Linked DNA regions of Homo sapiens: regions 1, 2 and 3 are each linked to region 4. Evidence: chromatin contacts called from ENCODE Hi-C or POLR2A ChIA-PET data. All regions are on one chromosome and are shown on one strand. Each heading gives the region's core, a stretch centred on a gene start or an enhancer-like site at or near the end of the contact. The rest is flanking DNA. Distances are from core to core; before and after follow the strand shown.

What was found. Hi-C counts contacts between places; a loop is a spot of excess contacts on that map. ChIA-PET counts read pairs that join two places held with the same protein, here RNA polymerase II (POLR2A). Pooled maps may share reads with other maps.
Region 1: a loop to region 4 is called in a map of naive thymus-derived CD4-positive, alpha-beta T cell, with 16 times the contacts of the local background. The contact joins the promoter of MBNL1 here to the promoter of SERP1 in region 4. A Hi-C loop is called at or near these places in 1 of 168 maps with a recorded cell type or tissue (naive thymus-derived CD4-positive, alpha-beta T cell), 1 of 37 single-sample maps with no recorded cell type and 9 of 50 pooled maps. POLR2A ChIA-PET finds 5 or more read pairs at or near these places in 2 of 52 experiments (CD4-positive, alpha-beta memory T cell and activated T-cell).
Region 2: a loop to region 4 is called in a map of CD8-positive, alpha-beta T cell, with 26 times the contacts of the local background. The contact joins the promoter of GYG1 here to the promoter of SERP1 in region 4. A Hi-C loop is called at or near these places in 1 of 168 maps with a recorded cell type or tissue (CD8-positive, alpha-beta T cell), 1 of 37 single-sample maps with no recorded cell type and 10 of 50 pooled maps.
Region 3: a map of CD8-positive, alpha-beta T cell shows a loop between it and region 4 (28-fold over the local background). The contact joins the promoter of HLTF here to the promoter of SERP1 in region 4. A Hi-C loop is called at or near these places in 1 of 168 maps with a recorded cell type or tissue (CD8-positive, alpha-beta T cell), 1 of 37 single-sample maps with no recorded cell type and 10 of 50 pooled maps. POLR2A ChIA-PET finds 5 or more read pairs at or near these places in 1 of 52 experiments (Panc1).

What each region holds. Positions count from the first base shown.
Region 1 is chr3:152,267,211-152,270,879 of GRCh38, reverse strand. It overlaps MBNL1 (muscleblind like splicing regulator 1), which reads right to left and starts at 1,951. Exons shown (of 10, transcript NM_021038.5): 1 at 1,788-1,951. It overlaps MBNL1-AS1 (MBNL1 antisense RNA 1), which reads left to right and starts at 1,254. Exons shown (of 2, transcript NR_027038.1): 1 at 1,254-1,452; 2 at 1,808-3,669. RefSeq lists silencers at 1,504-1,613, 2,014-2,063, 2,114-2,173 and enhancers at 1,064-1,905, 2,364-2,463, 1,906-2,748.
Region 2 is chr3:148,988,724-148,992,856 of GRCh38, reverse strand. GYG1 (glycogenin 1) reads right to left here and starts at 1,317. Exons shown (of 8, transcript NM_004130.4): 1 at 1,210-1,317. The coding sequence starts at 1,216. RefSeq lists silencers at 301-595, 629-1,678.
Region 3 is chr3:149,084,243-149,087,868 of GRCh38, reverse strand. HLTF (helicase like transcription factor) reads left to right here and starts at 1,336. Exons shown (of 25, transcript NM_003071.4): 1 at 1,336-1,552; 2 at 2,980-3,187. The coding sequence starts at 1,533. HLTF-AS1 (HLTF antisense RNA 1) reads right to left here and starts at 1,537. Exons shown (of 3, transcript NR_046648.1): 1 at 1,391-1,537. RefSeq lists enhancers at 974-1,491, 1,377-1,586, 1,492-2,009.
Region 4 is chr3:150,544,939-150,548,761 of GRCh38, reverse strand. SERP1 (stress associated endoplasmic reticulum protein 1) reads left to right here and starts at 2,266. Exons shown (of 3, transcript NM_014445.4): 1 at 2,266-2,710; 2 at 2,984-3,059. The coding sequence starts at 2,627. It overlaps EIF2A (eukaryotic translation initiation factor 2A), which reads right to left and starts at 1,975. Exons shown (of 14, transcript NM_032025.5): 1 at 1,932-1,975. The coding sequence starts at 1,959. RefSeq lists enhancers at 1,668-2,207, 1,480-2,679, 2,125-2,755.

The DNA.
Region 1 (3,669 bases), core at 702-3,201, 1.7 Mb before region 4:
GAAACCCCCCATTAAACAAATAAGACTAAAAAAGCTATGCCTACATTTTCAAAGAAGACCTAACAATATAATAATAATAATAAAGTAACTCCCATGCAAATACACAAAACAGATAAAAACTAGAACATTAGGTTTTCTAAAGAAGTTTAGCCTTAGTTGTCACCAACTTTAAGAAAGCAAGATACAAGTGACAGCGATGTGCATTCTCAGGCTACAAAATAACTTATTCAGTGCCTCTATCTATAACTACATCTAAGACATTCTAAGTATTGAACTGCACATTCCTGGGATAAATTTTACAGTCGTTGAACTTTCATTTTCTCTCTGGGTGATAATATTTTATCTCAACAGCAAGGAGAAACACCAACACACTTAGGAATCCACACAGAGAGATAACTGTGGAGTGGCTCTCTTGTGCTGGTATAGAATACTTAGGTACTAAACACCCTCTGTGTATAAACAGACACTGTGTTCAAACCCAGGAGGAAGGGACATAGTGTCCACCGGTGTAGTATTTCAAAGCACGCTGCAGAGGGCTCGAAAGTCTAAAAGCATTAATTATGACTTCTCTCCTAGCGTATTAATTTAAGAAACTCCTCAGAGTATATGGCAGAGTTTGCCATCCATCTGCTATGACTTGTGCCTGTGCTGGTGGGCACACAAAGTGAAGTCAGCGGCAACAACCTTTCCGGCAGCTTCTTAACTTTAATCCTGGGGAGACATACTCCACGGAAATACACCCCAGAATCCCAACAGCCGCATACTCTCCCGGCCCCAGAGAGCCTTAAGAATACAATATTACTCTGGCAGCAACACCCCTGTAGTTGTAAAGTGCTGTGCGAGGGGAAGGCATAAGCGCCACCATATACCTGCTCGTGTTACAGGCTCTGGAATCAAAGTATTCTCACATGACACATTACTACCAATAACAGATTCCGGCTCCGTTTAAAAAAAAAAAAAAAAGTTGGGGGGTGGCTACATATTTGTCCTGCTTTTGTCTAAAAACCAGAACCCAAGTACTAACTACTTTTCATTCTTTTCAACCTTTCATGAAAGCAATTCAACCAACTGCGGCTCCACCCAAAGAGCTTCTATACTTACTTTTCTTACAGTTTTTGAGTGACGCACTACAAAACGATGAAAAAAAAAAGAAGAAGAAGAAAAGGAGGAGGCAGCCCTCTCCTACAGGGCGTCTTCCGCCCTGTAAACTTGGCAAAAGGCAAACTGGCCTGAAATACAGCACTCTCCATATAAGGCAGCCCAGCTAAACATGTCATGCGTAATTTATGGGTAGCAAGCAGAGAATTAACCTTTGCGTGCACATATTTGGCCCAGATGAAAACCGGGCGGGATGGCAGCCCCGGGGCCAGGGATGCGGGAGCCGCCGGGAAGACCCGCGCGCCGCTCGACTCAGAGGGACTCACACCTTCCCCCGACAAAGGTCATTAAGTTGTGAGTACACTTGCACGCACCTGTTTCTCTTCTCGCCCCCCTGTTTCTCCCTGGGTCCCGCTGGGCTGCCAAGCCGTGCGCGGGCTGTGCCGTGACAGCGTCCGCAGAGCCCGCGGCAGGGAAGGGCGCAGGAGCGGCTGCGGCTCACCCTCCCGCCTTCCCCCGGGCAGGAGGTGCTGAGGGACGCGAAACCAACTACCGCGAGCGGCCCGCCCCTGCCCGGGAGAACCGCGGCCGGCGAGCACCTCCTCGCACTTCCTCCTTCAGCCACGGGCAGACCCGCCGGAGTCCGAACAATGAAGCGGCGCGGGGAAACTGTGAAAATGGAAACTTACCTCTCACATTTTTTTTTCAGAGGCGGCCCCACTGTCGACCAAGTGCCCAAGGCATTGTGGGAGTCATGATTCCAAGATGCCCGCGACGGAAAATGGAACTTGTCAGCTCCTTGTCATGGGAGCATTGTGGGCGCCACAACTCATTCAGCTGCAGTGAAAAGACTGTTGCATGTCGCTGTGCAGCCTCTTATCGCCGAGGTCTGGCTTCCGCTGCTGCTGCGCGGCCCCTCCCCCGCCCGCCCAGCCCCACCAGGAAGCCCAGGGCGGACTCGTCGAGCTCCTAATGCACGCGGCGGCGAGAAAAACGCTCTTCAACTTTCCGCCGGCGCCCTCCCGCGCTTCCCCGGGCCACAGGGTCGCCTGTCAACCGGACAGAGCCCGCAAGAGCGGGTCATGGGCGGTCGCCCAGCGGCGCCGAGAGCAGGAGGAAGCCGGAGCCCGCGCGGGCGCCGTGGATCCCCTCGGCCTCCCGTTGGTATCTTCCATCTCATGCGTTCAGCATTGTAACCTCGCGGCGGGCGTGCAGACCGGACGCCCTCCCGCTTCTTCTACCGACTGCTAGGCACACCAGTGGGTTCATTTTGAAAGAGGCCCTTGCACCGGGCTTTGCAAGGAAGCCGGCAAGGTTAGATTGAAGGTTAGAAGCCAATTAGACTAGAATCCTGCGATCTGGTGAGACTGCCGCCTTAAAATGCACCAAACAGTTTTTGAACCTGGAGGGCTAACAGGCGGGAAAAACATCTGCAAGACTGCCACCGTGTATTTTTCTCAAGTAACAGGCTATCCACAGTTTTGGAATTCCTTAGTGAAACTGTCACACAGGCACAAACACATGTCAGCTTTCCTTCTAGTTTGTAAATAATATTTGTAATTTACAGGCCACTGTATTCCCAACTTTGCACCATGTGATTTAGAGAAAGCAAAGCTCCCTCTTTAAAAATAATATGTTACTTCTGAAATACCGGGATATTCCACGGCAAGTAAGCCATATTGTCGCCAGAGCAAATAAACCGCAGCCCCATATCATAATTCACTGGGTGCTATAAGATGTAACTTGGCTTTGCTTTGAATGGAAAGAATCCTGAACGTCTGTGATGTGATGAAGTTTTGGAGACTGGGGGCAGGATTTCCTTTGAATGTAAGGAATTCGGATAACTTGTTCAAGGATGATTCTAGTGAAAAACGTTTGTCCCATGTTTGTTGGGACAAAAATGCTGGATATGGTACAACATTCTTCCTGCAGGTTCGGTTTTGTTGAAGAGAGTGAGGCCAGCTCGAGGTGAAGGAAAAACATCAGAAAGGTGCTAAAGTGCAGAAATATCTTCCAGAGGCACTAATAGCCGACTTTAGTTCTTGACCTTTAGCTAGATCCACAAAGCACTGAGTTAAAATTGTACACTGATCCCTTCCAGAACAAATTAATTAATTAAATGGTGCCTCTTCCCAGCGTTAATCGTTTAAAAGGACTCAAGTACCCACACAGTTTAAGCAAACTAAAAGAACACTGACACTTTCTCAGAGAACAGGGATGGGAACTTTCTATCTGCCCATTAGTATCTACCCCAAGCTACGAAGACTTCCATTCCTCTTATTAAGCATTCAGCAACTACATTTAGTGCCTACTATGCCAGTGATGCAAGAATGGATAAGACAGTCCCTACACTCAAGGATAACGCCTCTAGTAGGTGAGAGACAAACCGATTAATTCTGCATAAGGGATAAGTGCTGTATGTGGGAAGCAATCCAATGAGGGCTCTGAGGATGGCAAAGGAAGGGTTCCTGGAGGATTTACATTTAACTGGTGCCTTGAAAGGTGTGTAGAAGTTGGCAAGATCAAAAGGGAGTAGAGTCCAGGTGGAGAAGAGAAAAGAGCAGGGCAGGC
Region 2 (4,133 bases), core at 68-2,567, 1.6 Mb after region 4:
CCTCTCCCACGGCAGGCCAACTACTAAGTTGTAGGAAGACCAGTTCCCCACCCCCGAAGGGCCACCAGCTTCCCAGTCACTCACACTCTAGGAAAGCTCTGAACAGTGGCACCTGTCCCTTGACAGGCCCATCAACATCCGCCTGTACTTGCTTCTATTATCTTCAGCCCATTATAACATGGGTAACATCGCTGTCAATCTGTACCAAAAATACTTAAGCTAGGCAAAATGAATGATCATCTAACTCAAATGAAGTCCAGGTTCCAGGCGATCATGGAGAAAAATGTAATAAGGTGAGCAGGATTCAAGGATTTCTGGAAGCAAGGATATGGATGATTTCCAAGATTAAATAAGGGATAGAACACAGGTTAGAACACCAGACTAGCCAACATTACAAATGACCAAGAAAGACCAATGACAGCTGGGTAGGAGTTTAATCTTCCTAAAGACGGCTGAACTCTGGGTTACACCTGCAATCTTTGTGGCAGTTCAACTGCTGTAATAACCCTGGCTATTAGCCTCAATGACACGGAAGGACCAGCTAACTCGGAGCTTCCCAGTGCTGGGGCTAACTCGTGGAGTGGCCCGGACGCCTCGCAACAAGTGAAGCCAAAGCCGGCGCCCTCCCACCAGACGGGGCTCGCGCCCGGGGACGCTAGTCCGACTCCCGGCTTCCCGCAACCCGGCCCCAAAGGCCTAAAAATAGGCTCAGCGTGGCGGCCGGGGCCGGGGCGGGCGGCGGAGGAGCCGGGCGGAGGCCGCAGTATCCCCGCCTCGGAGCCCCTGCTTCCTGGGGTTCCGGGCCGCCAGAGGCCGGGGCAGCTCCCCACGATGCCGCTGCGCCCCGGACTCCCGCCTGGAACCCCCAGGGGAACCGGCTCCCCACCCCCACACGGCCCCGCCGCAGCTGCTCCGCCCGCCGGCCCTTCGCCGTGAGAGCAAGAGGAAGGACGAGGAGACGGAAGCAGGAACGAGAGCTCCGGCCGAGGGCCCGGGCTCTGCCCGGCTGCCCCATCCCTGCACTCTGGGGGGCGGCGGGGCGGCAGCTGACGCAGGCAGAAACACGCCCGGCTGCGGCCAGCCAGCAACTTTGCGGCGGTTTCGTCCTGCCGGGAACACTCCGGGGCTGAGGGCGGAGGAGAAGGGAGGCGGCGGCTGGGCAGGAAGCCGGGGTCCCGGGGCTGGCGGCGGCGGGCTGCGCGGCGGTACCTGTCATGGTGCTGCCGGGTGCGCAGGCGGCCGGGGCAGCCTCAGGTTGGTGACTCAGAGAAGCCGGCACCGGGAGGGAGCGCGGCCAGCGAGGAGGCACGGCGGGGAACCGAGCGTCTGCCCCGTGCGCTCTTATAGCGGCCGTCACGTGGCCGCGCACGCTCTCGCTGCCGTCCGCATCCTCCCAGCTGCGCGGCCGGCAGGGGCGGTGGCCCGCGGGGCTCCGGGTCCCGCGTCTCCCTCGGCTCCTCCTCCCTCCCTCGGGGCTAGGCTGCCGCTGCGGCTGCGGCTCACCGGCGCCCCTGCTCCTACTTCCCCGGGGCGCCTGCCCTTGTCAACCGCGCGCCCCCTGTCGCCGCTAAACCTGGGAGTTAAGGGGGACTTTGGGGCTGAGTGCGGCATCAAACTCCCCAAGAAGCCAAGGGTTAGGGAACCTTAAAAAACAAGCAAACAAACCCCAGATTACTCTAGTTAAAATCGTGAGTCTGAACTGCTTGAATGAAACGTAAAATTTACGCTTTTTTTGCAGAATTTCGATCAGCCTCTATAATCATTCCTTAGTGTACTCACAATGGTTTTGTACCCTTAACCTAAAAAATATAGTGAATATTTCGTAAATGTTAAATTCTTGGAGCCATCTGCATCAATTAGGCATTTAAGTGCTTCATTTAATCCTTGTACGAACTCAGTGAGGTGTTACATATTCATTTTACAGACGAGGAGGAAACTGAGCTCAGAAAAGTTAAATTAACTTTTCTTTTCTTTTTTTTCTTGTATTTTTAGTAGAGACAGAGTTTCACCATGTTGGCCAGCCTGGTCTGGAACTCCTGGCCTCAAGTGATCTGCCAGCCTTAGCCTCCCAAAGTGCTAACTTTTCTATAGTCATATAATATAAATGGAGAAAGTAGGATTTAAACCCTGGCAGTTTGGTTACAGAATCAACCTTCCCACCCAGAAAGTCTTGGTGCCTCTTGTACACAGGGGCTCCAAAAAGGTTAGTAAATTATTGTAACTGTGGTTAGCCAATGCTAACCTGTTTCACAAATCTTGAAATGGTCAATTTGTCATTTTTCTAGGAAGTTGAGAAATAGCTTTAATGTGATCACATCCTTCTCTGCTCCCCATCCCCAGTCCAAACACAGAACAAGCCTCGGGTAGTTCAGTTCTCTGCAAACTGAAAACTGAAATTGCTCGGTAAATGTTGAATGAGTACTGCAAAGCCATTTGGAAACCAATCAGGAAGTTGACATCAGTTCAAAAAGCAAAACAGATGCTTAAGAATAAGTGATTTATTTGCAAAGGTGGTACTGCTGTCCTCAAACCAGTTATATCACTGTTTCCTCGTGTGTGGGTGTGGATCTCCTACATCAGAATCACTTGGGGGCACTGGTTAAAGCGTAGATTTTTGGGCCTAAGCCCAGACCTCCTGAATCAGAATCTTAAGGGTAGGTTTATTTTGGTGCAAAATAATTTTGAAATCCATGCATTTTTTTTTTATAATATGTATATTCTATGGACTTTTTGAAGTCGCGTCATATACTCTTGAGGTAATGAAATACTCTGTAGGCATAATCATTATATATTTTTAATATAAAAAGCTGTTCAAAATATATTATTTGAAGAAAAACAGGTTACAAAACAAAAAGAATCTTAAGGGTAGAACCTTAAAATCAGTATTTTAAATATCACCTTCCAGGAGCCTCTCTTGAGTCCTTCCTAGTCTTGACCATGGCCTAGAGACCGCTGATCACATGGGAGGCCCTCCCAGTTACTTGGCATTATGTGCTTCCGTTGTAGGAAACAGAAAAGTGGAAAGGGCAATAGATGGGTTTCCACTTATTCAAAAGATATAGACATAGAAGAGTTGGAGCTCTTTAAGGAACACAAAGGCTACACTTTTGTATCTTAAGTGGGGAGAGGGAAAACAAAGAGAGGTACTTCTCAGTCTGATTGCTCTTTTGCAGACTGAGAGGTGAACTTGGAAGAGTGAGATTTCCATCTTTCACCCAGAACCCTCCTGCCATCAGCTGACCCTTAACCATCTACTTCTTGCAGCCTACTATCTCAGGCTGGACTTAGCCAGGGATGTGGTGATGGGGCTGAAAGGGCAAAGCCAGGAGGTAGAACTGGGGACAACTGGGAAAAACAGAAAAGCTTCCCTTAGAACAAGCTCCTCTCTGCTGCAACTCCCAGGACGTTTAAGTAAAAGGAACGGTTACCACAGCTTCCCTTCCTGAGCTTCATGTATATTTACACAAATAGAAAGTTTACAGCTTTTACCACTTTGAATCAAATAGGGACATTTTGAGGTTGCTACAATCTGTTCTTCTTCATTGTCTTAATATAGATCATAATGACCCCACTGCCTACTTTTCCTGAGGCTGCCCTGCAGTGAGCTTCAGTCTGGTGTGAGAGCAAGACCTCTCAAACTTTAATGCGCACACAGATTGCCCAAGGATCTTATTAAAATGCGGATTCTGACTCAGTAGTTTGGGGGTGGGTCTCCCAGGTGATCCCCAGGCTATGGACCCACACTTTGAATAGTGAGGTGTTCAAACATTTTGGATTGTAAGGCCTTAGAGGTAGTGGATAAACATGGTATAGTGAGGCAAATGTTTCAGATTTTAGCTTGTTATTTTTTTTCTTGTGAAACTTGAACTAGTAAAATTACAGAATCCTAAAAGAAAGATTTAAGTTAAAAAAGATAAGTTATACCCTACATCAGTAGGCATGACTATTAACCATTTAAACCTATGCTGAATTCATATATTCGGAATGGTCCAAAATTCATTTTAAATTGGCTTTGTAATGCATTATGTAATTTTTTTGGCAGGATACTTACCTTCCTAATTAAGTTTTGTTTAAGATAATGCTGAAATCAGTTTGCATTCTTTTGAGCACACACACTAATTGATGGTGGGGGC
Region 3 (3,626 bases), core at 87-2,586, 1.5 Mb after region 4:
ATGCCTGTAATCCCAGCACTCTGGGAGGCCGAGGCGGGCGGATCACCTGAGGTCAGGAGTTCAAGACCAGCCTGGCCAATATGGTGAAACCCCGTCTCTACTAAAAATACAAAAATTAGCTGGGCGTGGTGGCGGGCTCCTGCAATCCCGGCTACTCCGGAGGCTGAGGCAGGAGAATCGCTTGAATCCGGGAGGCGGAGGTTGCAGTGAGCCAAGATCACCCCCATTGCACTCCAGCCTGGGGGACAGAGCAAGACTCCATCTCAATAAAAAAGAAAAAAAAACAAAAAAAAGAAAAAAGAAAAGCTGACCACCTAATATTATTGTGCTGACAGGCGTGTAACATGGACCTCTCTGTGACGCGCAAGTATTATCTGGCAGTTACATGGTGCCGCCTGTGCAGCTGGGCGCCACCACCAGCTTCCTGCCCTGTGCGATTAAAAGGCCAGCTTCGGGGACAGCAGCCTCCTCAACGCAAAGCGACCAGCCCTGCCAGGCGTCGGCTGCAGCTGGTCCAAGGTTGACGGTCCCAGGGCCGCATTCTCCTTCCGGTCACCTCAGACTCTGGAAAGAGAGCCATGGAGGGCCTCAGAGCGCCCCTCTGCAGTTCCTTGAGGAAAACAAGGGCCTCCCCCTCTTGGCTGGAGCAGCCAAGTGCCCACGGGGAAAATGGTCCCGTCCACCATTTCAGGCAAACGCCCCCATAGCTGTAATAAACATGTGATGGGTTTCCTGCACCAAGAAAGGAAAATTTTCCTTAAAAATAACAAAAAGAGGTGGGGAGGGGACTCTAAGTTCCATTTAAGATTTTCCAAACTCGTTGTGTCTCATGCATACGCTGAGGCTTAACATGAAAATTTGGAGCGAAAGTCCCCACGGTTCACCACAGGGAATGAAGTAAAGTATCTCGCCGGTAGCTCTAGGTCTCGTAAACCGTGGAGCTCCTTTAGTATAAGGCCCTATTATGTGCCACATTAGATGAGAAGAAAATAAGAGGAAGGATACGGTAGAGCCTTTAGAATGGGGTTCAGTCTTAGGACTCGTAGGATAAAGGAAGGTCGTTTCCCTCCGTTTGAGGCAGGGAATCAAACAAAACACCGGCACCGCAGGCACCGCAGTCGCACTCCTGGGGCCTCGTGGCTTTCCCGCGCGCCCGCCTTGGGGGCGGGGAAGAACCCGGATGGAACCACCCTTGCAGCCCGGACCCCCCGCCGTCTTTGAATGGCAGCGGGGCGGAGTTGCCCTCCCTTCTGTGCTCTGACTGGTTTGGCTCCGCACTCTCCTCTTCGTGATTGGGCTTTCCTAGTGCCAGTCACAGAGCGACGCTGGTCTCCCAGATTGTTGCAGAAGGAGACGGCGTCGACGTCTGACTGGACTCGCGGCGACTTACCTTTCAGTCGTGCGCTCCTGATCCGGCGCTCGGAATTTGTCCCCGGCTTCAGGGCTGCGGGGCCTGGAAGGAGGCGTATCGAGGCGGCTCGAAAACGATCCAGGGGAGCCGAGGCGCTCCTCTTGTCATCCCACTCAGCGCCATGTCCTGGATGTTCAAGAGGTGAAGGGGGCGGAGGGGGTGGGGCGCTCGGTCTAACGGCCTGGAGGCGTCCCCAAATGAACCTGACCTTCCCCGCGTTCCTCTGCGTTCCCTGGGCGATTTGTGCAGCTGTATTCGTTCTGTTGGTCGCATATGTGGCCGCCGGAGAAATAAATGCATTGTCTTCGCTGGCGAGTAGGGGCTCCTAGGGCGAGTCCCGTGTTAGGGACTTGGGAAATCTCTGTCACCGACTGTGGGGGGCCTGGGGCTTAAAGCATCTCGGCCAGTGCTTTATTTAACAAAACATCCATTAGATACCCACTGTGCGCCAGGCATTGTGCTCGGTGGAGGGCCGAGTAAGACAGTCCTTGTCCCCAAGTGGCTCACAGCTTATCTGTATGCACAGACGTGCAGATAAGTATTTGCAGAGGCGCTAGTAGAGATATGCGCCACTTGCAAGGAAAACGCATCGCAAATAAGCGACTGTTCTTAGGAGAATGGAAACTTTTTGCAATGCTCCAGTAGACTCCCCTTCACTTTTCATTGTCCAAATTGGTATTTATGGTCATTCCCGAAACAGTTACACCTAATGGGTTTGGGGTTATGCTTAAACCGGCGACGGAAGGCGGGTACGGGTGGCTTGGGGCCAATTTCCCACGGTGGCGTGGTTTGGATACCAGAATAGGTGTTCTGCTCGCAGGGAGTTACAGTGATGGATGCTGGATGTATTTTCTGGAAAATTATAAACAACTTCTGGTACATTAATAGTTGTATTTTTATAAGTCTTTTATATAGCTCAATCCCTATTGAAATTTTGGCATATGATTTCATTTTTTAAATTATTTTTTTGACATGGAGTCTCGCTCTGTCGTCCAGGCTGGAGTGCAGTGGCACAATCTCGGCTCGCTGCAACCTACGCCTCCCGGGTTCAAGTGATTCTCCTGCCTCAGCCTCCCGAGTAGCTGGGATTACATATGGGCGCCACCACGCCTGGCTAATTTTTGTATTTGTAGTAGACAGGGTTTCACAATGTTGGCCAGGTTGGTCTCAAATTCCTGACCTCAGGTGATCCACCTGCCTCTGCCTCCCAAAGTGCTGGGATTCCAGGCGTGAGCCACCGCATCCGGCCCATAATTGTAGTTACAGACATCATATACATATCAATTTAGATGATTTTCACTGGGAAAGAGGTTAGTGAACTCTGACTAGGCTTTTCATTTTGAATACCTAGGGGGCAGGTAGAAGAGCCAATATTGAAAACAGGTAGAGTTCCTAGAAGCCTTCTCCACTCACTGCAATTCCTGCTTTAACGAGAGTAACTATTAATCTTTACCGTGATTCCCATGTAAGATTTCATTTGCTGAAGTAAAGCATGAGAAAACTACTCATATGGTCTTTGGAAATACTTAAATATTATATTGTTTTTCTTTGCCTTTAAAAAAAAATAGGGATCCAGTTTGGAAGTACTTGCAGACTGTCCAGTATGGAGTTCATGGAAATTTTCCACGCCTCTCATATCCAACTTTCTTTCCACGTTTTGAATTCCAAGATGTTATCCCTCCAGATGACTTTCTAACTAGTGATGAAGAAGTAGATTCCGTTTTATTTGGAAGTTTGAGAGGTCATGTGGTTGGACTACGCTATTACACGGGAGTAGTGAGTATAATAGTAGATAATTAAATTTTGATTATATTTCTGGCGTTAACCTAGAAAATAAGAGAATTCGCAGGTGATGTGTGCGGTTAATCTTTATTTTACTTTAAGTTAGTTAAATATTTGTACGCAAAAAATAACAAATACCTTAAGTGACCCTCCCACCTCAGCCTCCCAGAGTGTTGGGATTACAGGAATGAGCCAATATGCTTGGCCTCAGTGCGTTATGTTTGGTTATTATGGGTAGCACCCCACCCCCACACCCCAGCGCCTTGTTCATGTCATCGATTTGTTGCAAAAAGGAGATCGTTTTGTGGAATCTTCTGGATTTTATTCTTTCATTTCTCCGTATGTTTCTTATGTTTAAGCTTCTCAATAGGGTGTCTGAAGCATGTTCGACAGGAGATTCCTTAGGAGTTTCATGTTCTGGATTTGTTTTTCT
Region 4 (3,823 bases), core at 1,017-3,516:
CTGATTTTAAGCACTGTAAGACAATTGTCATCCTTGGTTAATTTACTATAAAGTGGCTATCCTTCATTAATTTAAAAGGATAGTCTAAACAGACAAATCTAATCTAGATCTCTTGTATGCACAGTTCAAAATAGGGTTTGCGCTCTTATGAGGCTCTAATGCCCCCACTGATCTGACAGGAGGGGAAGCTCAAGTGGTAATGCTTGCCCAGTACCAGTCCGGCCCAGGGGGTTGGGGACCCCTGATTTAGAGTATCTATTGTCTACCAGGCACTGCACTAGTACTGAGAAGACAGATATGAATAAGACCCTGTCGCTGACATTGAAGGACTCACAGTCTAGCAGGGGAGAAAGGCAAGTGAATGTCTAATTATCCTACTTAGTAAGTGAAATAAAATTTCAAATATATTTCAGGTACAAAAATAGCCCAGGAAGTGACTGACTCTATCTGGGTAGAGTGACGAAAGGCTTCACAGAGCAATGATATCTAAAATGAATTTTAATTTCAACAGATGAAAAAGAGTTTGCCAAATCAACAAGAGGCATAGGATAGTACTAGACTGAAGAAACAGGTTGTTCAAAGGGACTCAGAAGCAGTTCAGTATTGATGGAGCACCAAATAAGATGGGATGGCAAGGAAATAAATGAGTCTCAAGAGCAATTCAAAGATTATAAATGGTTACATAACTATGCTACATAGGATGGAATCTACCCTGTAAGCAGAGAGGAACTACCTACTGTAGGCATTTTTAAAGGAGGGGTTATTTATCAGATTTTAGAATGTAATTTTTTCATTAGAGTTCAAATAAGCATTTAGTATTAAAAATTGTGAATAACAAGCTACCTTTACAAACCTAAAAAAAAATTTATTATGTAACTTTGCCTTTTAAACAGTCTTTGCCTGGTATATTATCTAGAAGATTATACTCGGCGTTTGATAAATGATGACTAAACTGCAGAAGACAGACTGAGCATCAGTGGGCATGGCGCTTAATAACAAAGATTTTAAAATGTAAAAATAGAAATGTAGACTGGCAAAAAGTGCAAAAATGTTTTAAGGTTCCTTTCGCGGGGGGGAAGGGAGGGAATAGCCTCCCTCCTTAAATGCAGACAACCTTTCTCTTAATGACTTTTTCCTTCTATATAGTTATCAGAACTTAACCAAAACCTTCTTTTCCTTCCCGACTCTCTTTTCCTTACGTAATACTCATATGCAGACTCTTAGCCACACCCTAGTAAAGCAACTTCCCCAGCATTTTCCAATCTAAGTTTATTATCTCCTCCAACACTACAGTCTTTAGCTTCAAAATTTCAAGAGTCCTCTAATGTTCTATTTCTAATATGCTCATAACCATTTCAAAATCAAATGTTGCTAGAATATCTCTATCATGCTCACTGCTACACCCTCTCCCAACCACACCTTCATCATTTGAAACCTGCATTACAGCTCCACTCTCCCTATTCAGTCCTACAAACCTCATTAAGGCAGGAAGGCCAGAATCTGGAATTACTTAAGTCCAGGTGTATTTAAAGTGCGTGATCATTCTAGAGGACTAACTCATGTTTGTCTTTGTTCTTATTGTAGACCTAAATGACTTCACAAGGGCCCGTGTAACACCAGTATTGCAGACCCATGTGTCACAAATTCAACTAGCACATTGTTTTTCTCCCCCTTCTTCTATTTCTGTAGAAGATGAATCCGCAGGCAAGAATGATGGATGGGTGAAAGGGAGGGGGAATACGAAAGCCCAGAGGCGGAGACTTCACTTCCGATTGCCACGCTATATCAAGAAAGCCAACAGTCTGGCCTTTCCGCAAGCCACAAGAAAAGGCAGATCAGACTCCCCGGCTCCTCGGGTAGTTCTCAAAGGCAAAGACAAAAATAAGAAACTAGTCTGAAGAAAGAGAGTCCCTCGCTTCTTCAGAACTCACCTGTCAAGAGCGGCGTGGACGGCGCCATGTTGTCCCGGAAAGAGAAACCGCTCGGGTGAGAGTTCACCAGGGCCGAACCCGGCCCCTACACGTCTCCTCATGCGTGGAGACAGCGAATTGGTGTTTCCGGAGCCATCAGCCTCGGGGCCAATTCACTTCCGGTTACGGAGTGACGCGGAAAAGGCGCCCAAACGCGCACGCGCAAATCTAGGGCGACGCTTGACAGAGCTTGGGAGGGTGCGCCTGCTTTCGCCCTCCTTCTCCAGCGGGAGGGGCGCGCACTTCCGCGGGGCGGAGTCCGTCTAGTGCTGACGTTGGCAGCCGAACCCAAAGTAGATCGAGGCGGCGGGCTGCACATTCCCGTTGTTGCGTTGCGTTTCCTTCCTCTTTCACTCCGCGCTCACGGCGGCGGCCAAAGCGGCGGCGACGGCGGCGCGAGAACGACCCGGCGGCCAGTTCTCTTCCTCCTGCGCACCTGCCCCGCTCGGTCAGTCAGTCGGCGGCCGGCGCCCGGCTTGTGCTCAGACCTCGCGCTTGCGGCGCCCAGGCCCAGCGGCCGTAGCTAGCGTCTGGCCTGAGAACCTCGGCGCTCCGGCGGCGCGGGCACCACGAGCCGAGCCTCGCAGCGGCTCCAGAGGAGGCAGGCGAGTGAGCGAGTCCGAGGGGTGGCCGGGGCAGGTGGTGGCGCCGCGAAGATGGTCGCCAAGCAAAGGATCCGTATGGCCAACGAGAAGCACAGCAAGAACATCACCCAGCGCGGCAACGTCGCCAAGACCTCGGTAAGGAAAGAGCGGGCGCCCCTCTGCGTTCCGCAGCCGGAGCTGAGTCCGGGTCCCTGGGGCCGCGTCGCGTTTTCTCCCGGATCCGGCCGACCGTGGGCTGGTGCCGTGGAGGGGTAGGGGCCCGAGTCTGCGAACCGCCAGACTGTGGGGGCTCGGGAACGGAAGGGGAGACCTGTGAGGTGAGGGGGCCGGCGACCGGCGTGCAGGCGTGGGAGCCTGGGGTCCGAGTGGTTTCTCTGCATCTGAAATGGTGGATTTTCGCTTTTGCAGAGAAATGCCCCCGAAGAGAAGGCGTCTGTAGGACCCTGGTTATTGGCTCTCTTCATTTTTGTTGTCTGTGGTTCTGGTAAGTGGCTTGGGGGCTCCCATCAGGTAGAGTCTTGGGTTGAAAGGATTTGGGATGACGTGGTGACCGGTCAGTAGTGAGTCCTACCTGCGTAGTTCTCAACCCACCTGCCGAGGACTCCACATAATTCTGTTTCGTCTGAACCAAATTACTTGTTCCACATATGCACAGAGGGTGGTGCTCCAGAAACTTCTCCCAGCTTAATTTGTACTCACAGGAGATCAAAAAGGAGGTCAGGTCTTGGTAATGATCCAGTTGGAATAAATGTTAAGACCGGACAAAACCTAACGAAATGAGAATTTAGAATGTTTTGTAACTCCATTATCAGTCTTTGCAAAGAAAATTATAAATATGTACTATAGATGTTAGAACTTGATTTAACATATACCAGAATCTAATGTCTTAATGTCAAAATTGAGTATATTTTATAAAATAAAGCTTGTGCAAAGAATTGATTCACTATAGAGGAAATTACCTGATTGGCATTTTAATGTGTGAGTCAAATGTTTTTAGGTTAATAAAAGAAACGTTTGATACATGGTTTAAAAAAAAAGTGTCGGGGTAGCCTGCTGTCCCCTAAGAGTAACAGACACTTGCCTTTGCAAATAGATTACAAAAAAAAGGTCTTTCCTCTCTTCATTTATCATTTTAATATGCAAGCTGTTAATATTGAAGTAGATGTTTGTTTTCCACATTCTAAAATTACTGAGATTTCTGTTTAACGTTTCACTTTGCCTTTCTTCTTCACTTACCAATTGGAAGCT